Regions from separate parts of the Mus musculus genome. Here regions 1, 2, 3, 4, 6 and 7 are each linked to region 5. Evidence: chromatin loops called from intact Hi-C (ENCODE). Cell type or tissue: left cerebral cortex. All regions are shown on one strand.

Evidence for each region. A loop is a pair of places that touch in the nucleus more often than their neighbours do. Peaks named below come from ENCODE experiments on the same cell type or tissue, not always from the same donor. Only the 100,000 strongest peaks of a DNase experiment are listed, where the experiment ranks them.
Region 1: a loop joins it to region 5, with 6 times the contacts of the local background. A loop is called at or near these places in 12 of 42 quality-filtered maps.
Region 2: it touches region 5 in a loop (4-fold over the local background); 2 of 42 quality-filtered maps call a loop at or near these places.
Region 3: a loop joins it to region 5, with 4 times the contacts of the local background. A loop is called at or near these places in 5 of 42 quality-filtered maps.
Region 4: it touches region 5 in a loop (2.7-fold over the local background); 2 of 42 quality-filtered maps call a loop at or near these places.
Region 6: a loop joins it to region 5, with 9 times the contacts of the local background. A loop is called at or near these places in 2 of 42 quality-filtered maps.
Region 7: it touches region 5 in a loop (4-fold over the local background); 2 of 42 quality-filtered maps call a loop at or near these places.

What each region holds. Positions count from the first base shown.
Region 1 is chr1:25,508,561-25,512,560 of GRCm38, forward strand. All of the region lies in intron 7 of Adgrb3 (adhesion G protein-coupled receptor B3), which reads right to left. Among named protein-coding and RNA genes, the nearest start is that of Gm25294, 59 kb to the left of the region's middle. In left cerebral cortex, a CTCF peak has its summit at 1,944 (motif pointing right); DNase peaks (open chromatin) are centred at 1,012, 1,966 and 3,565.
Region 2 is chr1:25,224,990-25,228,989 of GRCm38, forward strand. It overlaps Adgrb3 (adhesion G protein-coupled receptor B3), which reads right to left. Exons shown (of 31, transcript NM_175642.4): 17 at 3,432-3,558; 18 at 1,731-1,834. Among named protein-coding and RNA genes, the nearest start is that of Gm20172, 51 kb to the right of the region's middle. In left cerebral cortex, CTCF peaks have their summits at 2,027 and 3,313; DNase peaks (open chromatin) are centred at 1,991, 3,074 and 3,815; H3K4me3 peaks cover 2,753 bases; H3K27ac peaks cover 1,626 bases.
Region 3 is chr1:25,694,928-25,698,927 of GRCm38, forward strand. All of the region lies in intron 2 of Adgrb3 (adhesion G protein-coupled receptor B3), which reads right to left. Among named protein-coding and RNA genes, the nearest start is that of Adgrb3, 130 kb to the right of the region's middle. In left cerebral cortex, CTCF peaks have their summits at 1,477 (motif pointing right) and 2,004 (motif pointing left); DNase peaks (open chromatin) are centred at 2,061, 2,480 and 3,979.
Region 4 is chr1:25,633,140-25,637,139 of GRCm38, forward strand. All of the region lies in intron 2 of Adgrb3 (adhesion G protein-coupled receptor B3), which reads right to left. Among named protein-coding and RNA genes, the nearest start is that of Gm25294, 180 kb to the left of the region's middle. In left cerebral cortex, no CTCF peak of the experiment used is centred here; no DNase peak of the experiment used is centred here.
Region 5 is chr1:25,824,595-25,828,594 of GRCm38, forward strand. It overlaps Adgrb3 (adhesion G protein-coupled receptor B3), which reads right to left. Exons shown (of 31, transcript NM_175642.4): 2 at 1,410-2,181. The coding sequence starts at 2,166. Among named protein-coding and RNA genes, the nearest start is that of Adgrb3, 3.1 kb to the right of the region's middle. In left cerebral cortex, a CTCF peak has its summit at 2,380 (motif pointing left); DNase peaks (open chromatin) are centred at 257, 930, 1,201, 1,535 and 4 more places; H3K4me3 peaks cover 3,899 bases; H3K27ac peaks cover 3,572 bases.
Region 6 is chr1:24,728,196-24,732,195 of GRCm38, forward strand. Lmbrd1 (LMBR1 domain containing 1) reads left to right here. Exons shown (of 16, transcript NM_026719.2): 8 at 351-476; 9 at 3,552-3,704. Among named protein-coding and RNA genes, the nearest start is that of Lmbrd1, 52 kb to the left of the region's middle. In left cerebral cortex, a CTCF peak has its summit at 1,799; DNase peaks (open chromatin) are centred at 1,845 and 2,129.
Region 7 is chr1:24,718,268-24,722,267 of GRCm38, forward strand. The region is part of intron 7 of Lmbrd1 (LMBR1 domain containing 1); the gene reads left to right. Among named protein-coding and RNA genes, the nearest start is that of Lmbrd1, 42 kb to the left of the region's middle. In left cerebral cortex, CTCF peaks have their summits at 387 (motif pointing left) and 1,543 (motif pointing right); DNase peaks (open chromatin) are centred at 403 and 1,585.

The sequences.
Region 1 (4,000 bases), 320 kb before region 5:
TCATGAAAACTAGTTGGCAGAGACCATTGGGGAAGCCGATGGAATGACCCTGTGATGGCTTCGGGGGCGATGACTGGACAACTGGAGCATTCAGAGTACGCTCAGGAGGGAACTAAATGAGCAATGAAGAGGACACCGCCTTCAAGGACTTAAGGAGCCACGCTATGCGTGCTGCATGAGCTGAAGAACTCGGTGAAAGATGCTAGCTCAGTGCTTAAAACCCCCTCGTGTCTTTGCAGGCATGGGAGGACAAAGGTAAGTGTGTTCACTATGATGAAAGGGTGCACGGAGCAACTTTAATCTATAATGACTCTAATTGCTTTCCAACGCATTAGCAGCACAGAATTAATGGTCATACCAAGATATCGTACACTCGGGTTCCCCCTCCCCCATCTTCTTCATCTCATACCTAAAAATAGTATCTCTTCCATCCCTTTTATTATTGTTTTTTGATAGAGGGACATACATAGGCAAGTCTTAATTCACAAGGTTCACACAGGTAGCATACAAAAAAATGTAATAAGAATCGCTTATCGCAAGCTCAGGTTTTGTTCAGAGCTTGGGTTTAAATATACCACCTTAGGTTCTGATAATAACTGGATGTGTTCAGGTCCCTCAAAGGCAAACTGCTGGTATGGTCCCACCCTCAGCACTCTCTCCCTCGGGTATTTGAGTTAGGGCTGTAGTACACCGGGCATTGTTTCCGGACATAGGGCTTCCATGTTCTTTCTCCGGCTTCCTCACTTCTTCCATCCAGGCAGCCCTTGGAGTGAGCCTCTAGGCCTCCGTGGTGGATTTGGAATCTCTCTACTCCCATAGCCACTTCCTGTGAGCCCTTTCCTCTGCACCATAGGGATGGCTCCAGGCCTCTTTGGTTTAGTCTCACTTTCCTTAAATCTGTTCTCTAAGCCTTAATTGTAGCACTTAAAATATAACACATTTCCTCTGTGCTTAAGTTACGATTTCTCACTCACTGAGCTGCTCTCAGTGCCCCAACCAGTGAATATACAAATTTAGTATTTCTCATAGTGGACTGTGTGCACACATTTGGCTATGCAAGTACCATTTCCAAGACAGAACTTTTTCTGGATGCTAAAATTGCTTTGCTTACTTCTTTTGTCTACTAAAATGAACTTCACTGGTGCTTAGCATATAGTAGGTGCCCAAAATACACATGTTGAATCATTTCCAGTGAGCAAAAGCACCCATGTAGAAATTTCTGAAATGATTGAAGAGACCTTTACTTTTATTATTTAATGCAGTGGTCGTTGACCAGATTTGCCCATGAATTCCAAAATAAAAAATGCTCTGGGTGGGTATGAGGACTGTATTTCAAATTGTATTTAATTTTATTTAGCACAAATTTAGGTAGTTACCATTTTGGGCACTATTGTTGATAGATGATTATTGTATTTATGTAAACCCACTCCCAAATGATTATAGCATACTTTAAAATGGGAAATTATAGATAGTGTGAAAGCCCACACAATTTGTGTATATTACATACTAGAAGATTATATAAAATAACTCATCCCTTTTGAAGTGTTCTGACGAGTTTGTCTAACAAGATGATCACATTTGAATGTGTTTTGTCTCGTCTGTACACCTGAGGTCTCTTCCATTTTGCTTTTATTTATTGGCCGACATTTATTACATCGTTTGTCTCTGCTCTTTTCAATGCTTTTCTACCTTTTTTCTTTCCACTGAGGTTCCACTGAGGACCTCTGAGGTACATTTCATAAAATGTATTACTATAGCAATTTTCTGGTTTCGTCCTCATATAAGCCATTGGTGGAGTAATTTTGCACACCGAGATGCTTTCTGTCCTTGCAGTGGTCTCAGAAACTTTTTTTTCATTTAGTATTATAGGAAAATCCACATGACTTTGTGCCCTTCCCCACAGTCCACTATGTGGTCAGAATGTCTGGTCGTTGCACATATTAACCACTAGATGGCAATGGTGGGCTAGGAGGGACAATTGTTTTAATTTTGGATCTGTCTCAGACACTGATGTTCAAAATCAAGGAGGGTAGCTGTAGCAACTATCAGCTGGGGGAAAGGGGTGTCAATACTTAATATTTTGAAAATACATACTACTTAGGGGAAAGCAGAACTTCTTATTTTCAAGTAAGTGTGATAGTGCTTACATCGGACTGCGATAAAATCCTTGGGTCAAGGCTCCCGCAGCTCAGCTTCCATGCTCTTAGCTCTTACTGTTCTCCATGGCTACATGGGTCTCCTGACTGTTCTTGTCTAGTACTCCAGCCAGGCTCTCACATCGCAGCTCATACCACGGTCGCTCCTGTCTTGGCTGTCCTTCCTCATTGTCCTCGGACTGCTGCACTGATCATATCACCACCATTTCTAACTCAGACCTCACCAGCTCAGTCACTTCCCCATATCCCTATCTCTGCTGTCCCACTTGTCTATCACCTTGATATGCTAACTAAATATGTATAAATAAATATTCCCCTAGTTCATTCATTTGTCTGTTCTGGCTAGATCTGGTTCTTTAATAGTGTGATTTTCTGAGATTACAAAGATTGAGAGTTATTCATCAAAATACAGATGGCCTTTGTGTACTCATGCATGTGCGTGCTCGTGTGTGTGTATGTGTGTGTGTGTGTGTGTGTGTGTTAACATGTGAAATGTGATATGACAGCATTCATTCTACTTAGCAGCAGAAAGAGGCTGGCTCCTCTAGTCACATTAAATTTTAGTCCAAATGTTTTCAGGATGGCAGGTATTGACTTAGGGTTTTTACAGCTTACTAAAAGCCTGTGGACTCCTGGGTAGGATATCCTGATGTGATCTGCACATGTCCTAAGTAGGGTAAGGATAAAGTTACTTTAGAACTGTTTCTTGGTGCATCTACAAAACTCAGTTACAGACAGGCCTAGAGATTAATCAGTCTATAATCAGTTAAACCAAACAAATGGAACTATTCCAATGCATTTTAAGACAAGGGAGGGGGAGGGGAGGGACTATGGTTATTCTGTTTTGCTGCTCTATAAATTATTGAAGTCTTGGATTAATTGCATTTTATTGGAGACAGAAACCCAGTGCCTGAGTGACAGAAAAGAAAGGGGGCAGAGTCTAGCATTTGCAGGTCTGATAATAATGCCAAAACAAAATTGTCTTCGAAGATGACTTGACCTTCTTTGATGGTTATATTTTAATGGAGTTAAATAAATCTATCTGTATTCAAATCAAAATCAAAAGGGCCTTGGACACTGTAACGTCAATGTATTTCCTTCTACTTTAGTTGTTCTTCTGGAATCCACTCATGCAACAAACACTCCACTTACTGGAAGACCCAGGGGGCAAAGACAATAAGGTACAATGGCATTTTAGTTCCCTTTCTATAGCTGTGATAAAATATACCCAGCGAAAGCAAGTCAGGGCACAGAAGGATTTATTTGGCTTATGCTTCTAAGTCATAGTTCATCACTGAGAGAAGTCAGGGTAGGAACCCAAGCCAGAATGTCAAGGCACAGATGACAGAGTTATGCTGCTTTGCTGGCTCTCTCTCACATGCTCTGCCTATGCGTGGGTAGCTTCCCTATACAGCCCTAGACCAACTGTGTGGCAATGCTGCTGTTTGCAGTGTGTAATTCCTATATCAATTTACAATCAAGACATTTCCCTGCAGCTATGGTCACAGGCCAATCTGGTCCACGTGAACCCTCAATTCAGATTCCCTCTTTAGGTGAACTCTAGGCTGTGTCAAGTTCACAGTTAAAGCATGAGGGCACTCTGAGAACTTAGGCAGTTTCAGAGTAGATAAAGAGTTGGGTATAAGTAGTCATGTATTAGAGAGATCAGTGAATTCAGGAGAAGGGCCCATAAATAAGATTATCATGAAATAATGATTAATATAACTGCTTTGATGGAGTTTAATCATGGGCAATTTGTTATACTGTGAATTCTATACTTGAACTTTGGAGACTAGAGTGAAGGAAATGAGACTTAAGGCCAAAAGGCCTGGAGTATGTCCCTG
Region 2 (4,000 bases), 600 kb before region 5:
GGTACTCATTTCTGTAATTCTCAACTTCAGGACAGGTTTTAATAGATTCTTTAATGATTTCAGAAATTCCTAGAATTCTGTTTTAGTAAGTGACTATGCTGCATTTTCTGAAGTTTAGAAAACTTCATGTGGATAAACAAATATATCATATATTTACATTGGTTATTCTAAGTGTATGGGGGTGGGCAGGGAGGGTGGGGGAGGCGTGTAGCAGAAGGTGGAAATGGTACCTGAATAGAAATTGCTAAAAATGGAATTTATTTCTAAAGACTCCAATGGGTATCAATTATGAGGATATCAACTATAATTACCTAGTATTTTAGAAAATTCCTTCATTTATTTTAAAAAAAGACATGTCATTTATACAATTTAGGAAATGGTATTCTTCCAAGCCTGTCAGTTCCTTCTTACAGGACAACAGACTGATTGACTCTTGAATATAGAATCTTGTGTTTTCTACAGTATCATATCTACATTAGGTATTTTTCTATTTCCTCTCTTCCTGTATCAGTGTGGCCACTCTATAAGTATTATCCTGCCGGACAATATCACCACAAGCATGCAGAACTTCTTTCATGTACCTGGGTCACATTGTACACATATTTTCCTTTTTCACAAAGCATAAAAAACTTAATATTCTTGATACTTTAAATATCTTTCACAATTAACTCTTTTAAAAGAGTGAAAACCATAAAGGATAGTAATATTTTATTTAAATGTCAACATTAATCTAAATAAATATTCCTTGTTAAACAGTAATTGATTTTTAGTATTTCTACTGATCGTATAAAACCCTAAGTAAGTATAAAATACTTTGAGTTAGGCACATCAGCTCTTACAATGTTAAATATATCAAAAATTCTGGAAACAATAGGTAATTATCTGCATACTAATGTAATATTACATTTTAGACCATATTAATATTGACAATGGTTATAAAATGTTTAACTGTTAAATTATTATAAAATCCATTAAAAAGTTTGGCCATATTACACATATACATTGTCAATGCGTGAGTAGACACTAAATGTCACAGGCCAAGTTCTTACTAGCATCCTAAGAAATGCCAAAGAAGTTATCTAGAAAAATATTAAATCTCTACAGATTATTAAATAGATGCAATTGAATACATAGGAGAAGAAAAATTTCCAAACATTCCCCTTTCATATTTTTATGATGTTCTTTATCAAACTTGTCAAAAATCTGACTCATGGCAAACACTGAAGTAAGTGACCTTTTGTAGAGAACTTAGAAATTTTGTTATTGCTTTTCACATAAGAGAAGACTTTACTCCTTGGACCAGGCTCACACAAAGCATGCTTGGCACTTGAGAACTTGATACCCTATTCCTGTAGAGAGAGGATTGCAAGTGTACCAATTAAGTTCTGAGGTTCAACAGCAGCTGATATAAACATAATCCACACAGAGAAGAAACTTAAGAGAGAAGAGAGTTGTGTTTACATGTGAACTCATCAAAGTCTACAGTCATGTTCTAGAAGAAAAGTATGCATGCGTGTTTTGTTTATTAATCTTTATCACAGACAAATAAAAGACAGAAGATTAGATAAATATGGTTCATGTGTTCCAGTTCTAGCACAGAAATCTTAATTCTGTTATAAAAATTCTGGTTCTCATATATGATGAAGACAGTAGACATTTGTTCTTACAATCACTGTTCTAATGCAGAGAAACTGAGTTCTTTACCTCAGGTCTACCCACTAATTACATACCTCCATAGTGCTGCGTACACAACTGCTAGAGTTATCAAGGCCAGGCAGGAGAGGCCACTGCCTACTATGAGGGTAACTGAGGGGGTACCAGAGGATTCCATGACCTGTAAGTTGAGGGGGGGGGAAGAAAAGAAAAAGAAAATTTACATGAACAAAAAATAAAATTCTAGACTCAGAGAAAGTAAGTGATCACTCAGGAATAGCACAGATAGTTGTTATAGTTACCAGATACTTAACCACAGAACACTCAGTTCACACATCCTGAAGCTCTACAAGGACTAGCTCCCCCTTCCCTCACACTGTGAAGTAAGAAAGCCTTAGAGTTTCAAATGCTTGGTTACAGCCCATCACTTAGAGTTGTCTCCAAGACCCCAAGCTATAACGTAATCATCACTCATAGGTGAGACTTTGAGTGAAATCTGAAGCAGCATGTTCATTTGGTTTTTTTTTTTAACTAAGTACAGTTTAGTTATTTCTCCATATGATTCTTGGTGAGATTTATCTTGCTACTCCCATTTATAAATCCTTATGTTACCCAAATCTGGTGCACAGTTACTGAAAAATCTGAAACTTTCTGACTTTTGACAACTTTGTTCTGAGTCAAGAATTCTCACATGAAATTTCACTTGCTTGGCTTCCAAGTATACAGAAGAAAATAGGATGCTATGCTTAAGCCCTTCAATTATATTTCCCCCTATGAACAAAGTATGTGGAGATAATTTGCATAGTGCCACTATCAGTCCCTAAAACCATGACCTTGAAAAATAAGCTTATATCTTTAAAAACATATATAAACAGTACTAATACCCACTGGTCCAAATAGCTTCTTCCTTTCTTAGACAGTAGCATGACCATAACTAATGAATTCAGTTGGTTTTCATAAATTTTTATATTAGAAGTTTGAAGCAATACACTGTATGGTTAACTGTGTCACAAAATTTGTATCAAATTATTAGGTATACGTATCATTAAAATAAGCAAAAGTAGTGATACTTTTAGGCCAGATTCAGGCAGAAAGTCTTATATATCAGAGTATCTATTTGTCATTATTTTAATTTTCTGTAAAATTTTCTCAAAATACATTTGGTGAGAACATTATTTTTCTCTTAGACTGCTCTGTACAGCTCTTTCTTTCAGAAACTAATTTTTCTTTTCTTTCTTCCTTTGCAAAAATCTACATGCTTTTAAGGAATGATTTTACAGTTCCAAACAACCATGTCTCCATGAAAACTTAATTCGATTTAAAAATACACATGTATCCAAGGACACCCTCAGAAAACCTGTGCTGGAAATATCCAATGCAGATCTGCAATGTGTTCAGCTCTAGTGGCTGGGGTCTTCTTTCTACTCCTAACAGCATTGTCACAATTTCCCCTAGAACAGCATTCCAGTTTTAAAATAAACCTTGAGTTGGCAATTATTTTTATTTGAAAGTTTGCAGAATATTACTGATATCAGAGTAGATCTCCAAAACTATACTACAGAAATGCCAAGTTATAAGACATAAAATTGAGTAGGATTTAGTTATCGCACACCAACTAGAATTCAATTCGCCAAGCTACTGTAGCTGAGGAGAACAACCCGATTTTGCCACCCTGCAACCTTTTCTATTTCCCCCTTTGAAATGCAGTTCCCTGGAGAAACACTCGCCACAATGTCCCTGCCTTTGCATTAAAGCCGTGTTTTCCCTTTGTTACTTACTATTTCTCTAGGTTGCTGAGCCAAAATGGCGAAGGTAGAGAGCCGATCACATAAGCATTTCGTATGGGATGCATCGGTAAGCACAGTTTTACATCCCTGGGTGGACCACGTTCCCAAAGACTCGTTCCTGCAAAGGGGGTGGAGGGGAGATCGGGATAAATACGCCTGACAGCCAAGTCCGTAAAGAAGAAAATGCAGTTTAATTGAGAGAATCGCCTACTGTAATTCCCGTACAGGAAAAAAAAAATCTACTTGTTGTTGAACAGGACGTAATTTAGATGCATCTCCAGTAATGCAAAGCGAGAGTGGGAAAAAAGCAAGCAGGCGGTGGTGCGGCGTGCAGAGAGCTGTCCAGCGCCGGAGGTGCTGAAATCAGGACTAGCTCTGTCCAGCCCTCTGCGAGAAACAGCGGCGGCGGCAGCGGCACCAGCAGCCGCCGAGCGTTGGCAGACACTTGCTATGCTCATCGGATCGTTTCAAACACTCAGAGTGTAAAGAGGCTTTTCATATTTTCATACCAGCTCTGATTCCAGGCCCGTGGTTTGGACCGTGAATGCTGTCTTTTAAAA
Region 3 (4,000 bases), 130 kb before region 5:
TCAATTAAAAGTTTGTTTTAATTTGCCCATGGGTTTCAGGTAATCTAAGCGATTTGTGGACATACGTTTTATATCATGAATATTCCATAAGAAGTTGTCACAAATTCCTCCATAACTCAGTTATCAAAGTAATAAGCAGATCATGGACTTATGACTCAAGCAAGTTCTGGTCACAGCTATGCAACATTTAATCTTTCCTTCCATGAAGAAGGAATATTCAGGCCAACAGCCCTGTACAATTCTCAATTATGCATTTCTTAGGTATTGATTTTGATTATGTTAGGAAGTGATTCCTTCTTGTGTCTGGATATCCTTACGGTACTCAAAAGAATCCTCTCCCAGTAAAAAAGAATAAATCAAAAACCAAAAACCAACCAACCAAACAAACAAACAAAAACAGTTTGTAACCACTTTTTTTAATCTTTCTCCAGTTTAAAAAAACCAAACACAATCCCTTTCTATGATCAAACAAGACACTTCAACTTTAATGATGACATTTTCAAAGAAGTGGGAATAATTTTAGGGAAAACACTCTTCAATCTATTCTCAGGGAATTTGGTCTGCCTTCAAAATGTTTGTCCCACTCCACAGGCACGGTTCAAATGAGCAGACTTCTCACTACATCTTCTCTCTACTTCTTATTTCATCTTCCAGATGCAAAAATATCCAGCTATGCAGCATACATCATGGAAATGAATTCTGTACATCTCTGAGAAGTTGCAGTTGTGCCCCATATTAATAATAACAGTTCCTTTTGCTTGAAGTATTTGATTAACTTGGATGAATACGATAGGACATGGTACATCAGAAGCTTATTTTCTTTTTTTTAAGGACAAGATTGCCCGAGGCACAAACATTGCTCAAAAAGATCTTATTCCTTCTCATTGATTATTGGTGCTGGTTTTCTTCATGATCAGTAACATCAAATTACTTCTGAATACATCCTCCAATCTGAGCTCATGTTCCCCCATTAAAAGTGTCTGGCAATGGTGACAGGGTTTCCGAGGAAACAAGGCTGCAGCGGAGCCCAGAATGAGGCATCTGGAGGTATGGACACTCCATGTTACCTAGGCAGCATCATATAAGGGCAGCATGTGATTTTATTAAGTACTATAGGTAGCAGTGCATGAGCAGAATTCTATGGACTCAGACAGACTAAATGATTTGTAGATGGAGAAAGAAAAAAAGGAAATTACTGCATCTGTTTGAGCCTCTTGTTGTTACATTAGCTCCACTGTGATTTTCGTTAATTTCTTTAATAGTAGATGCTATCCACATATTATAAATCGATGAGGGATCTCTGCTTGGCTATGTGCCTGCCAATCAACCCCGAGTTACAAGCCCTGAAGCTCCTGAAGAATGGTTGCTATAATTGTTACCAATGTCTGTTTTCCTCATCTTCATTTGAGACAAGAAACAGAGCCTCTGATTTGCCCCTGCATTGCTCTATGGGAAACTTAATTAGAAATAAGATCATACATTTTGGTTAGGTCCAAACCAGAAATGCCTTCTTGGTTCCACCAGATGGCAGTTCTGTATCAACACAGGGATGGACGTGGAGGAGGTGGGGGGGGGGGGGAGCAGCACTTTGGACATAACAATGTAAAACTGTGATATTTCCTGCAAAGACGAAATTTAAAAAGGCTGCAGGTGGGTTCAGTAAGAAATAAAGTGTATGCCTTTTGTACAAACTCATTGCAAGTGTGATGAAAAATTTCAAAACTAAACAAAACAAAACAAAAACACTCAAGATTAGCTGAATAAACATTATATGATGACTAACATTATTTTGTAACAAAGCTATGGAAAATTGAAAACAAATCTATAAACATAAAATGTGTTCAGTTTTTGGTTGTAATAATCCTGTGCATAAAGTTTGTGTTCTAAATATATTTCTGGGAGCTGGAATTTTGGCTCAACAATTAAGAGTGTATACTGTTTTGGTCCAGAATCAAAATTTGCTTGCCAGAAACTGTGCTCCAGCACATCCTTTGCCCTCTTCTGGCCGCTATGGGCAACTGCAATCACATGTAAATATTTGCCACATAGGCACTTATAAACACAATTTAAAATCCATGCATACATACACACTCAAAGCATGCATACATACATAAATTAGATCAGATACACTGGTTTTCTTCTTTGTTGTTGAAGTTGCCTTGTCCCCATGGTTAAGAAAGGCGGGTAGAATTAAGGAAGAATATGGGTCTGCGTTTGAAGTGTGAACACAGGCAGTGTGAGATAGGAATTTTAAAGTCTAGTTTTATTTAGGGGCCCTTTATGTGATTTTTGGGTTTTTTGTTTTGTTTTGTTTTTTTGTTCTGTTTTCAACTGCAAGTGGTATATGAACATTTTCCATCTGTCTCCCATATCAGCATTTACTCCCGTTTCTTGGAGAAACCCAGTCCCGAGCGCTGTACACACCTTCTCTGTCAGTATCTTGGCTCTGCTGCAAGCCTCTGTCATTGGCTGTCAGGAAGTGATGCTAAGGAAGTAGATGTACTTTGGATGTCTGGCATGATGCCCATCACTCCTTGAAAGACCATGTGTAAAGCCATGAATAGGCAGATCTCACTTTAAAAAAAAAAAAAAACCTTCTGAAATGCAGTGAGTGGCATCATCAGACTGTTGGCTTAAGGAACGGCATGTTTGTAGAATATGTACATTAGGGTCTGTATGTTTTATTTGGGTTGATTTTGGTTCTTTTTTCCCCCTTGCTAATCATGGAGGTTTCCTTGTTGTTTTATATTGTTTGGTTTTGATTTTCAGTATGCTTCAGATTTCAGCTAAAGGAAGTGTAACAGCTTTCCCTGCACCATCCTCTCTTCTCAGTTGAGAATCAGTTGATTGATACATGGCTAGACATATTTTCTACAGACATGCTATCACATTGGATGCGCAGTAGTGAATTTCTATGTTCTCAAAGAAATAGCCATTGTTCCTATCCCCTTTGGCATGGTTACTGTTTTTCCAGCATCAAAGAAAGTACTATTCTTCTTTTCATCATTGATCACCATTTTCCATGTGTCCAAAGGCATTTGTTTTTGGATCTTGTGCTTTAAATCCCCCAGTCTTCTAGTTATTGCTAGTGAGTGATGCAAGCTTGTGCTTTCGTTTTCTGGTAGAAGATAATTTTATATGGCAACATCAGAGCAGAGAAATAATCTGTAATGGACATCCTAACAATTATTTCCAGAACTTGAAGGTAGGCATTTTTCCCATCTTGAATATAAAATCAACAGTCAATGCTTGAAGATATTTGATGATTAAATCAGAGTGTATGTGAACTGTAGTTAGCTAGTCTAACACAAAGCTGCCTGGTAGTAGTAACATGCTCTGTCATTAGGCTTTCCGAGATAAAAGCACACATATACAAGTGATCATGGGGCATGGTAGTGTATGCTGCACAGAGACAAAGGTATTAAGATACAAACAATCAAAAATCTACAGCTTACATTGCTTGTCCTGCAATATAGCACAATATAGACCTCAAGTTATAAATTTTGTCTAATCTAGGCTGTTTTGCAAGATTTTTTTCTGTTATATAGCAGCTAAATGGGTCACAGTATAATAATATTTTCTAGACTTTTCTTAACCCAAAGGCCATGTAGAATTGACCTAATTAAGGATCTTTAAAAAGCTTTGTAATTTTTCCACTAAAGTGGAAGAGTTTGTTCCGCTATGAAGTGCGACTGGGAGATCTCTCTTTGGTTACTGCATACAAAGGCTTTATAGGAAATCAAAAATTAACAGCGTTTGAGATAAAGGGTGAGCCATATCGATGACAGACTTTCAGTCTGCCTATGCACCATAATCCATAATATCATTTTTCTTACATTTGTTTACTTTCCATTATTCATAATTGCTTCTTTTAATTGGGCCAAGCTAGCTTCATTTAAACTTCCCCTGAGAGTGATGTTGGCAGAAATGATTGGCAGTTCCCTCTCCCACACGATGCCATCCTGAAAATGCAAATGTCAGTTAACAGGCTTCTCTCACC
Region 4 (4,000 bases), 190 kb before region 5:
GCTATCCCAAAAGTCCCTCATCCCCCCCCCCCACTCCCCTACCCACCCACTCCCACTTCTTGGCCCTGGAGTTCCCCTGTACTGAGGGATATAAAGTTTGCAAGACCAATGGGCCTCTCTTTCCACTGATGGCCGACTAGGCCATCCTCTGATACATTAAGTAATGAAAATTAAATTCTTATGTTTTTGTTAATTGACAATGGGAGAAAAAGAACTGTCTCTGTGAGATTAAGAAGTGCATGATAGCATCTATTTACTGTGCTGAAAGATTACAAAGGACTTTACTTCCATAAAGAGAAAGATTTCAGATACATTTAAAGACCACCCTAATGCAGCATAGTATATCTCCATAATGAATGATTGATGCTTTACTTTTTTTTGTTTTTTTTTTAATATTTTTTATTACATATTTTCCTCAATTACATTTCCAATGCTATCCCAAAAGTCCCCCATACCCTCCCCCACACTTCCCTACCCACCCATTCCAATTTTTTTGGCCCTGGCGTTTCCCTGTACTGGGCATATAAAGTTTGCGTGTCCAATGGGCCTCTCTTTCCAGTGATGGCCGACTAGGCCATCTTTTGATACATATCCAGCTAGAGTCAAGAGCTCCCAGGTACTGGTTAGTTCATAATGTTGTTCCACCGATAGGGTTGCAGATCTCTTTAGCTCCTTGGGTACTTTCTCTAGCTCCTCCATTGGGGGCCCTGTGATCCATCCAATAGCTGACTGTGAGCATGCACTTCTGTGTTTGCTAGGCCCCGGCCTAGTCTCACAAGAGACTGCTACATCTGGGTCCTTTCGATAAAATCTTGCTAGTGTATGCAATGGTGTCAGCATTTGGAAGCTGATTATGGGATTGATCCCTGGATATGGCAGTCTCTAGATGGTCCATCCTTTCATCTCAGCTCCAAACTTTGTCTCTGTAACTCCTTCCACAGGTGTTTTGTTCCCAATTCTAAGGAGGGGCATACTTTTTGACTCGGGAATTCATTCTGTAGAATGATTCTGTAACTGACACATTATTAATCAGCTTTTTGAGGGCTATGATTACCAATATTCCTAAACATGAGAGAGATTTTACCATTAATAAAAATCGATGCCGTGAATCAACCAACATAACTGCATCGGAAAGTTGATAATCAGGTAAACTAAGGGTTACCTGTGGGAAAATATTATAAAATGTATACACAGAACCTAGACTATCAACACAGAACCTTTTGTGTTAATGTGGTGAAGAGGTTCATAATGTCAGGATTTTCTTCACAAAATAAAATGAGTAGAAACAATTTAAGTGCTGAAAATATTTTCTAACAGCATTCATGTAAGATTGATGAATACAACAGTCAAATAAAAGATAAGGTTAGTAAGAAACGCAGCTGGAGATAAAAATGAATCAGATACACAGAGACAAAGCACATTCCGACCATAGCTATGAAAGACAACTAGTCTGAGATGTACGGGAAGAAAGTAAACAGGCCAGCAATATTTCTCTAGAATAGAAAGAAATGCTCCACAGAGCTCCTTGCAGGGCAGAAAGAAAACAGAGGAAGAAATGATGGTTAAGGTTCCAACAGTAGACAAACAAGGCACGGCTCCAGTGTTACATTACAAAATAGTATATTAATAATAGGAATTGTACAAGACAAACTCAATGGCAAAGTGAAACAACCATGTAAAACTAAAATTAAAGACTTCTAAGCAAAGATTGAGAACCCAATCCATTTTATATAGCAGTACATGATTAGATATATTAAAACCAGACTGGCTTGAATGAAAGTCAAGTAAGTTATATGAAGGATACCAGTGGGGTTTGTATACTGAGCTTTAGTTTTTTACTAATAAAAAGGATTAAAATGAAACAATCAAGTAGATGTGAAAATGATCTCAAGGGAATAAACCAAAAATAGAATTCACGTCCAAAAATTAGAGACTGCCCAAATGCAAGGAATGTATTTTAAACCTGCAATCATTCCCATATAAAGAATGAATCTACACATTAAAGGACGTACTACATTTCAAGTTAATCTGTTACTTAGTGGCCAGTTTTCATGCAGCCTATACAACCAACTGAACAACATGACTCACAGGATCCCTAGAAACACAAAGTAAAAGAATAATATCATACAGTTCCAATACTCAATGGAGGAAGATTGAGACTGTATCTGCCTATGGGGAAATGAACCAAAAATTCTATAAACATTCTACAAGGATAAGCCGTTTCTGTTTCCTGGTTACAGACACATATTCTCAACGAAACAACAGAGACCATACATTGTCTACAAGGTGTTTTGAGAAAAAAATTAAAAAGCTCAAATAATTATGAAAATCATCTAGTTAAAAGAAAAGTGAACAAATATGCGGGGACCCTGGGCTCACTGTGAAAGGAAGGGTGAAACTCCCCGAATCCAGGTCCATAGAGAAATACTACTAGAGGAAGCAAATCCTTACATTTCACATTTGAGCAATGTAAAATTGCTCTGCACTGTTCACACGACGAAACACACTTATGTAAAACAATGAGACAAACAGGGTTAGAATTGGATCAGGGAAGTGAAAAACTGACATTTATAAAATATTCTTGTAACCATCTCTCTTCTCTCATCTCTCATACCCTTATCTATCGTCTGTTACCCAGCTAGCTTCTCCGCCAGTTGTTGCTCTCATTTTTTCTCCCTTTAAAATTTTTTTTTCTTTTATTAGATATTTTCTTTATTTACATTTCAAAGGTTACACCCTTTCCCGGTTTCCCCTTTGAAAACCCCCTATCCCCTCCCCCCTGCTCACCAACCCACCCACTCCTGCTTCCTGGTCCTGGCATTCCCCTACACTGGAGCATTGAGCCTTCACAGGTCCAAGGGCCTCTCCTCCCGTTGATGTCCAAACAGGCCCTCCTCTGCTACATATGCGGCTGGAGCCGTGGGTACCTCCATGTGCACTTTTTGGTTGGTGGTTTAGTCCCTGGGAGCTCTGGGGGTACTGATTGGTTCATATTATTGTTCCTCCTATGGGGCTGCAAACCCCTTCAGCTCCTTCAGTCCTTTCTCTATCTCCTCCACTAGGGACCCTGTGCTCAGTCCAGTGGCTGGCTGAGAGCATCTACCTCTGTCAGGCACTCTCAGGAGCCTCTCAGGAGACAGTGTTTAACAGCTTGTTGTTTTCTGTATAACTCAAGTGAAACCGAAGTATCCAACTATTATCTAAAGTAGCATGCATGTTATCAGTTCCTCAAAATAAATCAAGCCTATGCCATCATGCATCCATCTACCTGTCCCCGTGTGCAAAGGTCTTGCTGTGGTTGTGAAGACATGGGTAGAGCTGTTGTGAGGAGAAATGCAAAGATGGTATTCAGCCAATTTTAACAGAGTGGCTTTAGAAAGAAGGCTCCACAATTTCATATTTAATTTTCAATATGATATACATTTTGAAAAGAACTAGAAATGTTTTCTCTAGGAATTAGAAGTAAATGTGCAACAAAGAACTCACCTCCCAGAGTTCAGGAGCTGAATTCAATTAAAGATTATTTACGAGTTTGCTCTGGGAAATTTAGGTATTAAACACTGATGCACATGAAGGTCAGCAAGTCATTATGGTTTTTTTTTTGTTGTTGTTGTTCTGGTTTGATTTTTCTTTTCTCTGATGCAGACCGAAGTGGAGATTGGCAGTGAACTTTTAAATTGTAAGTTTAAGTATGTAAGTTAGAGATAGACGTTTTCTTGGTCTCTCCTGTAAATTTCCTACAGAGCATCTTTAAAAATATTAAAAATTATGATTCGTTTCCACTGGTGACAATTTAGTTCAAGGACCTTTGAATTTTTCCTGTAGCCCTTTTGCACGATGGAAGACCGTTTCTCACCTGAAGATCAAAGCAAATATTATGCCTTCATACAACCTTGACAAACGCCTCCAATAGCTCAGTCATTCCCTAAGCTTTAGCACTTATGTATTTCTCAATAGTCATGCTGGCAGAGAAATCTGTGCTTTTTCCTCTTTCCTCGAA
Region 5 (4,000 bases):
CTTCAGCCTCTTCCTGGCTGCCATTGCCCTCCACTTATTCTGTAACTTTTTTTCCCCTGGTGGTATTGCTCTTCCATACTTCCCATCCCCCTAATTTCAGCCAGCAGAGAAACAGCATTAAGCTGTCGAGGCTCCTCTGCCCATCCCCACCCCCTTTCCTCTTGCTGGCTCCACTTTCCTACAAAGCCTTGGCTACCATTAAAGAAAATTCTCCAACAACGTGTCAATTTTATATTGGCCACAAAGGCAACTTCTGTTGGGGGAGGGAGAGGAAAGAGGGACTGGAGCTTGGCTGTCCCTTTTCACAGACTGGGATCTTTGTGGAGATCAGAAAACATTTCCTGCATAAGAAATCAACACACTCTCCGGTTGCGGGGCTAGGGGACAAGCAAGAATATGTACTGGCTCTGTCCTCTAACAAATGGAGCATAGCTATTAACCTCCCAAGCAAAAGTCATTTTTCTCAAAATGTGCCATGCTTTCTTGCATGATTAAAAATATTCCACAATCTCAAATCTCCTGCTAGCTCCCTCTCTGAGGATGGGAAAAATCTAAGTCACTGATAGTTGGGAGTCTTCCTTTGCATTTCCATTGTACTGCTTTTTTCCCCCAATTATCTCATTTCTGAGACATCCCCCCCCCAGCACTCCCCCCCCCCCGCATGTTATCAGCAAAGGGAAAAGAAAGCAGCAAGGAAAGACTTGCAGGAGGGAACTCATAAAATGTGGATGCGCTTTTACTTCCCACCAAGCCCTCCCTTCTGCTGGTGACTTCAGAGGCAGAAAAGCCAGGGACTCTGGCTTCCAACCTCTTTTTCTTAGCCAGCCAAGGAGTGTGCACGGGGATTTACTGTACAAAATACTCTACACAAAAGTAAAGACCTGGGAGAAATTGGTCTCTCATAACTGCAGTGACAGGCAGTCACTGAGTCTATAAAGGGTTTCTGTTGTGTGCTTCCTGGAGTCAGGAAGAGAGAGGATAAGGCCCAGGAGAAAGAAAGAGGAAAGCATTTTCTGAACGTGGTCAGAAAGAAGTCTGCCTTTCCACTTTACATTTGGATCATATGTAGATTTCCTGACCTGGAGCCTGAATAAAAGCACACTTTTTCCTCCTTACCAACCCCCAACACAACTGAGGTCTCATTTCTATCTCTCTCTTCCCTTGAATACTCTACCCATACTTCTGTAGCACATTGCTAAGCAACCCATCTCCTCTGCTTGCCTCTAAAGTCATGAAGGCTGAAGCTCACTTTAGAGCCATGCAACAGAGAAGACCACATATTCAAGTCACTTCAAAGTTGACAGGATAAAGGAGCAAAGAGTAGGCTGAAGTAGTGAACCAGAAAGGGTTACTTCCATGCAAACCCTCCCCAGCCCCAGCCCCCACTCCCCCTGCCTCTGAGCACTTACCTTCTTTGGGTGGTCTCTTGGCCTCCCTGGTCAGATTGCAGACTTGAGTAGTTTGCAGCTCCTGAGTCAGGCAACCCTCCGTCTGCTCATTCAGGGGTAACACGACGTTATTTAACAGAACCAGGGACTGGTCATCTATTCCCCACTCTCCCAAGTGCTGGGGGCACGTGCATTTTGTGTACATAATTCCACAAGACTCGGTTCTCCCATTTTCGGATTTTAAGCAGCTTTCCAACCAAGTGCATAAGACATGGCAACCAAACTGGCTCGGGCTCACCTTGTTCAGTACCAAAAACTCAAAAAAAGATTTCTGATCCTCTTCGACTTTTTTCTGTAATCCTGGGAAATCAGTTGGAAATACCCGGCGTATCTGAATGAAATTTTTATCGTACTGTAGAAAAACAAAAGCATTCTTGGAACTGCAAAGTTGCATTATGGAATGGTTCTTTCTCAAAAGATCCTTTATTTTTTCATGGGAAAAATGATCAAACTGATAAGCCAGAAGGGAAAAGTTAGAGCAGCTAAGGTCCTTTTTGGAAAATTTCAGGTAAATGCTATATTTGGTTGGATCTGGATTTTCCAGTGTCCAGGTGCAGTTTGTAAAGTTTTTGGGAAACATTTCACTTACAGAATAGGATCCATAAATGACTCCCTTCACCAAAGTGGAACACCAGAAGTCTTGGGCAGCATTAAATCCAAACATAACCAGGAGATAGGTGGAAAATATATAAATCAGCAGGTTACGAACAGCCTTCATCCTATGTCATTTGGCCTGTAAGAATGGCAAAGGAAGTGAGACGCAAGCAGACGACCACAGGCATTGAAAAAACAAAACCCTTTCAATATTTCTGCCAGCTGTTTTCAAGAATTCCGTTTTTAAAAAAAAAGCCCTTTTTAAAAAAGAAGGGCAGGTGATTTTTATTTTATAACGCCAGGAAATTATCAGTTGCTGTGTGAAGAGCGCCCTCACGTGGTTGGTAGTGATGGACAAGTTCTCACCGTTCAATTTAAAAATAACATTTAATAGATTATTAATAGTTATGTCCTAATTCATCCACCAGGATTTCCTGCACATCCATTATCATTCTATCAAGTGAAGTGGGAAAGCATGGTGTTTTGTTCTGTTTTGTTTTGGAGTAGCAATAACCTGCATGTTAATTGCTGAGGTACTGACTTAAACTCCAGAACCTTCCCTCTCCCTCAGTCTTCTGCCTGCAGTAAACAGCAACACACGAAATCTAACCTGATAATCTGGAAGCAGCTGTCATCGCATTATTCCTTTCCTGTGGACTGTGAGAAGTAATCGTGGTAAATTACAGCCACAGCTTTAAAAGCAAAGACGATCATTCCTTCCAGATGGAATATCATCTCCCCAATGCCCCTACTTGCCTTTGCAGGGGCCACTGTGTGAACTGGTGAGACATTCCTGTGCAAAAAAAAAAAACCACTTGGGAATTCGTGGGGACGCGTCAGATTTTGAAGGAATCATCTGGGAGAGGGCATAGATGGGTAGATGGACCGGAAAGACCTGATGCTCGGCATCACCACTAAGTGTGAGATTCCAGGCAGTCATTTCATAGGCCGTGCCCTCCTGGGATGCATAAAGTGGATCGCTGTATTAGTATCTGTATCCAAAGGCAGTGTTGGGGGTGGGGGACCCCAGAACTGCAGCCACTGAGCTTGCCTAGGCTATGTTTCTCCAAATTATGGTGGTTTTAGTAAGAGTCATAGCTTATAAATTGGGATTTACACATAGTGCATGAAAAATCCTAGCATTGTGTTTGCTCCCTGGCCGACTTCAGTGGCCGAATTCCTGCCTTTCTAACAAGTGTTCCAGGTTGTTCTTCTTACATTGATTTTTGCCCCAGCTTTGCACAACCAAAGCATCCTTGATTATATTTACCTCTATAACTTATTAATCCCAATATAACTTAATTTTTTTCATCTTTAACCTTTAGAAAGTTATTCCTCAGAATGAATGACAATGCTTTTTGTTTTTGTTGTTGCTGTTCAGCCCTTAAGCTGATAAAAGTGATATCAAGTTCATTTTAAAAGGCTTTAAACTGAAGTCTCCTCCACCATTCTATACACAGAGACAGACAGACAGACAGACATAGAGACTGTTAAGAGTTTTCATGCCTTCTCTGTCTGGTCTTTGAACTAAAGCATACAACCTTCTTCTTTGCCATTGCATAACACAGCAACACATGCACTCCCAATCCAGTGACCAAAGTCCCTGAACAGATCTGCATTTCACAGAGTATGATTCAAACACTATGTCTTGACAGAGGCCAAAACAGCCCCAACTGTAAATCTCTACACAACAGCAGTTTAAAATAAACCCAGAGCTGATAGGACTATCAGAATAGCGTTTTCTCTTCCAAACACACAGCTCACTGAGTAATGCCTTTTCCAGTTGAAAATAAGTAAATAAATAAATAAATAAAGGTAATGATATTTTAGAGGTTACGTGTGTTTAAAAAAAATGGGAACAGTCTCGTGTGTGTGTGTGTGTGTGTGTGTGTGTGTGTGCACGCTGTAGCACTTTGCAGGCAATGCAGGTCTGCGCAGTGTTCTTCAGGATAGAGTGT
Region 6 (4,000 bases), 1.1 Mb before region 5:
CTATGTATTAGAGAAAATTACAAAAAAAAACATGTTGCTAGGTTTTGTACTAACTTATTACTATATTAACTTGATTAGTCTGAAGTTGTAACTTATCACTTTGATAGAGTCTGACTAATTTGTTTTAATAACATACCTGTACACATGTAACTGGGGTAAAGAGAAGAACTCCGAGGCAATTGAGAGCCTGCTGAGGGCCACATGGGCACACCGCCTGGTGACCGGCTTTCCTTGTTCACTGACGCTCACTTGCCAGTCATTACTCCGAAGGGACACCAATTTGAACCTGAAAATTGTGTATTAGATGTCTGAGTAGCTCTATAAAAACATTTACACATCATCTGTTTCAGGCGTACGGCATGTCGGCATTACCTTTAAACCTAATCAAAGGCACTAGAAGCACTGCCTACGAGCGCCTGGAGAACACGGAGGACATCGAGGAAGTGGAGCAGCACATTCAGACGATTCGATCCAAGGTAAGCTCTGCCTCATCGCTGGAAGCGTGGCGTCACCCTGCCGTTGTGGTCCTTCAAGATGCTTCTCTGCCACTGGCAAACCTAGAACCCATTACATTATTTAAATTTCGTGCAACAAATGATTCAAGAATTATGTTATGTTTTCATTTTCTGAGAATACATAGGATGCTTATGACCAAGACATCTACCATTTTCAGTCACCCTGATTTTATGTGTAAGGTGTTTCATTGCCTCTGTTGAAGTCAAATTTTGGGTATTTGTTGAACAGTTTGAGGTTACGTTTAATCATGTGAGGTAATTGTATTTCTAAAACGTGATAACAGTTTTTCATCCCAAGTCTTTTTCAAATGTCACAGACACACAATTCTTTTTTAACAACTAGAAGGGCTTTTAACATCAGGTGGGCACACTGCTGTTGGCCAAGCAACTCCTGTGTTTTCTTTTTATCTGTTCACCTGGGCGGGGGGCACATGCCACAGCACACATGGAGAAGGAAAGGACAGCGTATGGGAGTCAGTTCCTGTTTCACCTTGTGAGTTGTGGGGCTGCCGTCAGGCCGTCAGGCTAACAGTGAGCACCCTTCCTCACTGAACCAAGCACTTGACAGTCCTGGAGCCGCTCCTGATTCAGAGTAGGAGACTGCCTGTTACCTGAGTGGGTCACACCTGACAGGACCTGGAGCCGCTCCTGATTCAGAGTAGGAGACTGCCTGTTACCTGAGTGGGTCAGCTCAGAGAACAGGCTTTCTCCCTTGACCTTTTCATTAAGTCCAAGGACCCCAGGCCATGTGGTGGTACTGGCTGTGTTTAAGGATAGTCTGATTTTCCTCAGTTAATTCTGGAATAGTCCTTGTAGACGTACCCCAAAGTGTGTCTTATCCAGGCTCTTTGTGCTTTCCTAATGCAGTAAATTCACGATGAAATTAATCATCAAAAGGCTAGCCTTTATAGATGCCCAAGAGATCACCATAACCCATAACATTCTACCCCCATGCCACACTATGAAATGCAGCTCGTCTATCTTTAAAAGTCCCAGTGCTGCTAAAATGCAAAGTCTTGGGGGAAGGGGCATGCTCTCTTCACCCGAGACCCTGTAAAGTAATAAAGCTGGCAGTTCTACCACACAGTGGCATACGCGTGAACTTCCCCATTGCAAAAAGGAAGAACAGGGAGATACAGGGAAAGAGGACAAACACCAAACCAGAAGTTCCGTGTTTGGCATCTAGGGCTCCTGGTAGCATCATCTGTGACAAGAGCTTGGCATGGCTCTGCTCTTCCGACTCTGTCACTGGTGGCACATGTGTGTGCCTTCGCTTCTGTTTTACTCCGCATCTCCAGCCTTCCCCAGCAGATGTCTCGCATCGCTGTCATCTCCAGGATCCCGAGGTTTCGATTTCAATTTAGGCTTTACCTTTACAACTTCATGAATAGCCTGCTCAGGAGCTCTCTGTAGAAATACCAACCCTGCTACTGTTACCTGGGCTCCGTGACTTCCTGAACCCTGCTGTAAGCCTCATAACCTACTCACTGATGCATCTTAAATTTTTCAGAACCACCATTATGAGTACAACACCTCCTTCTGATGCCAGATCAAGATACAGCCCAGTCCCCTGAACCACATATGCAGTGGCCTCTGTGTGTCTTTTTGACTACCTAGAAAAGCACTTCCTTTGGTGGCCATTTCCAAGCCCACAGGGAACCGTCCTGTCTTAGTCAGGGTTTCTATTCCTGTAGAAACATCATGACCAAGAAGCAAGTTTGGGAGGGAAAGATTTATTCAGCTTACACTTCTGCACTGCTGTTCATCACCAAAGGAAGTCAGGACTGGAACTCAAGCAGGTCAGGGAGCAGGAGCTGATGCAGAGGCCATGGAGGGATGTTCATTACTGGCTTGCTTCCCCTGGCTTGCTCAGCTTGCTTTCTTATAGAACCCAAGACTACCAGCCCAGGGATGGCACCACCCACAATGGACCCTCGCATCCTTGATCACTAATTTAGAAAATGCCTTACAGCTGGATCTCAGGGAGGCATTTCCTCAAGGGAGGCTCCTTTCTCTGTGTTAACTCCAGCCTGTGTCAAGTTGACACAAAACCAGACAGTACATGTCCTTTCAGGTATCATCTTTTCAAGTTTAAAATATTACTTGTTGAAATTCTCAGCAGGCAGAGACTTGCCTTCCAGCCCCTTTCCTACCACTTGGTGAGAGCCCATGATCTCTCTGCAGCGGTGCCGATCTCAGAAACACTTAAGGATGCTTATGTGTAGCGATCTGGCTCACAGCTTGGAGCTCCTTGTGCTCCTGTACTCCCCAGACTTTTTGTCTTTCCTGTCTTTCTGCTCCATACGCTCAGTATGAATCTCAGGTTGAGCAGTAGCCTTCCATAGATTGAAGGATATGCTGTCTGCAGGAACATGCACGGTCCGAGCTAGGTTCTTCTTAGAATCACTCTTCCCTCTGAATCCTCTGTAACCCTGATGCCCCGTCCCACACTGTGGCCTTCTGAGCTCCCTCTGATAAGCTATGCAAAAAGGGTGGTTGGTTTCAGGGTGCCGGGTACCACCGGGAAGACACATTTCTAACTGAGAGGCTCCTCTCAAGGGGTTCTCGGCTATTATCTTCATTTTGTCCTTTCAAATTGAGGCTACAGTGGCATGTGCTGTAGGTTGTGGGTTTTGTACCTTAATAGGAACAGTGCGGCACCCTCCTGTACTTGGCGTTTTGCATTTTTAAAATAGAGTCCTAAGTAAATATTTGTTCTTCTGCTAAAAGCAGAAAAATGTATGGTACATTCTTCATCCTTTCTGGGTTTGTTTTTATGGGATACTTTTATGAGTCATTATGCTCATATATCTTTAGCACATATTCGGAATACTGCAGAAACACATCAGGCAGGTCCATTTCAACACAGACCTTGGCCAGGCTGTGTCTGTTAAATGGCAGTATCTGTTGATGGAATTGTGGAATTTCCAACCTTACAGAGGTTGCTTGATCTGCTGAATCTGTGAGTATTTTGTTAAGACTTTAATGATTTGAAAGGAGGGAAGGAAAAACTTGATTTTGTTCTATTATTTGTAGAGCAAAGATGGTCGACCTTTGCCAGCGAGGGATAGACGTGCCTTAAAGCAATGTGAAGAAAGACTAAGAACGCTTAGGAAAAGAGAGCGGCACTTGGAATTCATTGAAAACAGCTGGTGGACGAAATTTTGTGGTGCCCTGCGCCCCCTGAAGGTAAATGGAGTTTTATAAAGTAGTTCAGTCAAATCTCTTGCAAGGCCTTCTGTAGCACCTCTCAGAGAGGTGAGTCTCCCTGCGCGGCAGTGCCATGACACTCTCGAGCCTGGGCTTTGGAGCTGAAGTAACCCAGGCTGCATCACAGCTCTCTGGCTGGTAGTCTGAACAAGGCCTGTAACATCAGAGACCCACGGACTCCTGTGCAGTGAGTCATTAGGAAATGCAAAGGGGAGGAAGGGAAAGTGACAGAAGAAGCCAGAACATATTCTGCAGGTCTGTGCTCTGGTTGTATG
Region 7 (4,000 bases), 1.1 Mb before region 5:
TAAAGGTAGAAAGGATTTAATTTTAACTGCAGCACCCAAGGTGGGAAATTATTTGACTCTGCATCTGAAGAATCAACTAAATGGAAATTATGTCTTATCCTAGAACTTACAGCTAATTTTTTATATTAAAATTACAGCCACTTCTTTACCAATCAAGTGTGTTTCTTATATATAGTATATATATAGTTTAGAAACTTAGTTGACCATTTAAATTTCACTTCCCTTTTGGCCCTTTACTCTGTCTTAAGCATTGGCTGTGTAACCTCACACAGCCAATGTAGGGAATGACAAACTCTCTGAGTTGAAAGGGATTTGCTACCTTTCAGATTTTAAAAATGAAACCTCTGGGGATATATACCTATGCAGATATTGTAAATTTTTTGGTGCCCCCAAGTGGGGAAATGTTGAATAAAGATCTTTCCATATGAAATATGGCCAGTGGTATGCTTAGTGACAAGGGTGCTAACTGCACACTCATCAGGGAAACATCAAAATGTCCTCCAGAGTTCTCAAGTTATAAGCATCTATTAGTTCTATGTACATTTGCTATAGATTAGTTATTAGTGGCCATTAGTTACCCTATGGTAGTTATTATATTTGTAGTAATAAATGTAGTACAATACTTCCTTTTATGCCATTGAGAACTAATAATGAACCATGTCTGGGACCTGCTGTGAAGCTGCTGACAACAAACACCATTGTGTGAATTTTCATGGTCTTGTTGCTTTCTGTCTTCCCGCCTGGAAGGCAGCAGTACTTAAGGAGAAAGGTACACCTCCATATACCTAGGTAGACATTGTGGAACAGCTTCTAAATGAGGCTCTTCCTTGTAAGGACACAGAACGCTCTATGCTGCTCTGCAGACAGCTGCCCCATTTTGTTGTCCTGGTGAATGTGAAGAGAGAGCTTTACTCTGTGTGCTTCTCTGTTCTCCTTCTCTGCTCCATGTGGATTGTTTGTCTCTGTGCCGTGCTGTAAGGCTAGCTTAGGTATGCAAGTGTCAGATAAGATGAACACTTTATACCAGTGATGTGTGTAACCCAATGGAAGGTGACTTCTCCGAAGCCAGGACTGAGTTTGTGATCATGCAGCGATGCTGCTGTGTCCTGACCTCTGCCCTGTCATCAGTGTTAGGACACAGTCAGCCTTCCCTGATGTCAAACATGAGAAAATGTATGTGTCCTTATGGGAAGGCTGGAGTGCTTGCAGTGAATTGACTCATTGGTTGTAACAACATGTGTGTCAGTGAATTAGAGGTTTTACAACGCGTGGGAAATGTTTGCTTATTCTATATGTGCCTGTTGTTGAACCTTAGCAAAAATCAAAGATTTTTGAGTTAGAAACATCATCCTAGAAAAATCTCCATTCTAAACTCATCAGTGAAATAAGATGGAAACACGTTTGAACTTTATAGATAATGTTTTTAAACATTTTGGTTGCTGATTTATTCTTGGAAGCAAAACAAAACAGCAACAAAAATTGGAGGCAATTAGGGCTAACCTAGAGGCTTTTAAAATTTACTCTCATTAGAGTTGTCAGTTTTCTAGAAATCCACTGGAGGGCAGTAGTAAGCAATAGAAGTGGTTTGTACATTTTTCCCCTCCCTGAACTATCAAGTTAAATTCAAAAGATTATTTAGAAACCTTAATATTTTAAAATGTTTATCTCAAGCTTATTAAAACCTAAACATTGTAGTTAATTTTCTTGATAATCATTGAAACGTAAACGTGCAATTCAGAAGCAAGCCAAATAGCCAGTGGTTATTGTCTTGTATTCAGAGACAGTTCCAAGAGGTCGGGTATCCTGGTGTCCCCTTAAAACAGGTTGTTATCACACAAATACTTTTCTTTTCTAATATACTTTGCATGAAGCTACTGAGTAGTTAGTTCGCTTCAGCTCTTTTAATAAACACCTCAGTGTATGTAAGATAATAAATAACTCCCATGTTAATGAAGAGCTCACTTGTCCTGAAGGTTTTTAATCAAGTCCTATCTTCATTGGCACATTATCAGCTTAGGAAATGTTCCCACAATAAGGACAGGAGAGAAAAGTGTTGGGTCCTGACCTGAACACATCAAACAGTCTCTGCTCTTGTGACTCCACATAGCCTAGAAGCCTGATGATCCAAGGCTGGCAGACCAGGAATGTTAACCACACACTGTTATTTATTATAAGCAAAGCACATTTGCAAATCTGGGGAAGTTTCTCGGACATGGTATAATTAAGCTGAGACTTGAAGTGCATTGAAATTTTCTAATGAGGCAGGCAGGCAGTGGCATTCTGGGAGGGCACTGCATGTATTACAGAACACTCCACCACAGCTTGAAGTGGTTCACTAGAGGGTTTTAAGTGTGGTGAGCAATTGGGGGACAGATGAGGTTAACAAGACGATAGGGATGCAAGATGACTACGAGAACGGTCAGTAGCCTGGCCCACAGTAAACAATTAGTAAAACTCCTTTTTAGCACAATCTTAAATGATATATATACATATACACATATACATATTATATGTATGCGCACATATATACATACATATATGTATGCATGTATATATATGTGTATATTAAGAATGGGTGGATGAGTAGAAGCACTCTAGCTATAGCAGCTGTGGGTACTGTGTACTGTTCCCCTCCCTATCTCCTGCATTCACCCTAGAACCACTTTCCCTGAATCCTGTCCTGTGAGAGGATTTCGAGTGATATCCTCATGACTCCTGGAGATATTAATTAGAAGATAATAGTCTGAAATGGGTATTGGAGCGAGATCACTTTGAGCAGCATTGAAGATGGATTTGGACTAAGTCCGACCAGCAGAACAGTGAGTTAAATGAACACACCCTGGGCTTGGACAGTAGACTGAATCCAGAGTATGTCCCAGATACTAACTAAAGCCGTAGGTTCCCAGTGAAACAGTGCTGGAGTTAACACGCTAAAGAATTCACAGCTTTCCTGCACAGAATGGGGAGCCCAGCCTCGTGCCCCTTCCTAACTCCCGGGGAGACTGAGTCAGGTGCCCTGGTGGTGTAATTAGAAGAATACAGAGACAGCCGGCCACCTTCCTGGTGAGAGCACGGGGGTCTGCCTGGCCTGAGAGGTTTGTGGCACAGGCGCCGGCGGGAGCCTTCTTGGCTCCGGGACTCCGCGGAGGGCAGGCTGCACGGGTGACCGTGTGGAATACAGAGTGTCAGCCGTTTCTGGGACGGGCGAGAGTCGCAGAGCTTCTGGGCGGCGCCATCTTCAGCTCCAGACAGCCGGCCACCTTCCTGGTGAGAGCACGGGGGTCTGCCAGGCCTGAGAGGTTTGTGGCACAGGCGCCGGCGGGAGCCTTCTTGGCTCCGGGACTCCGCGGAGGGCAGGCTGCACGGGTGACCGTGTGGAATACAGAGTGCCAGCCGTTTCTGGGACGGGCGAGAGTCGCAGAGCTTCTGGGTGGCGCCATCTTCAGCTCCAGACAACCAGCCACCTTCCCGGCAAGAGCCACAGAGCTTCTGAGGCAGCGCCATCCTCAGCTCCAGACGGCCGGCCTCCTTCCGGACAAGAGCCACAGAGCTTCTCAGGCGGCGACATCTTCGACTCCAGACAACTGGCCACCTTCCTGGCCAAAGCAACACAGCTTCTGGGAAAGATCCTGTTTTGGGCCTTCACCTTCAGCCAGGAGGAGGTCCAAACACCAGATAACTGTACACCTTCCCTGAAAGAGGAGAGCTTGCCTACAGAGACTGCTCTGACCACTGAAACTCAGAGAAGAGAGCTTGTCTCCCACGCCTGCTGATAGAGGGTAACAAAATCAACAGAGGAACAATCTCTTAACAAAGACAACTATAACAACTAACTCCAGAGATTGCCAGATGGCGAAAGGTAAACGTAAGAATCCTACTAACAGAAGCCAGGACCACTCACCATCATCAGAACCCAGAACGCCCACTTCGCCCAATCCAGGACACCCTAACACACCTGAAAAGGTAGACCTGGATTTAAAAGCATATCTCATGATGATGG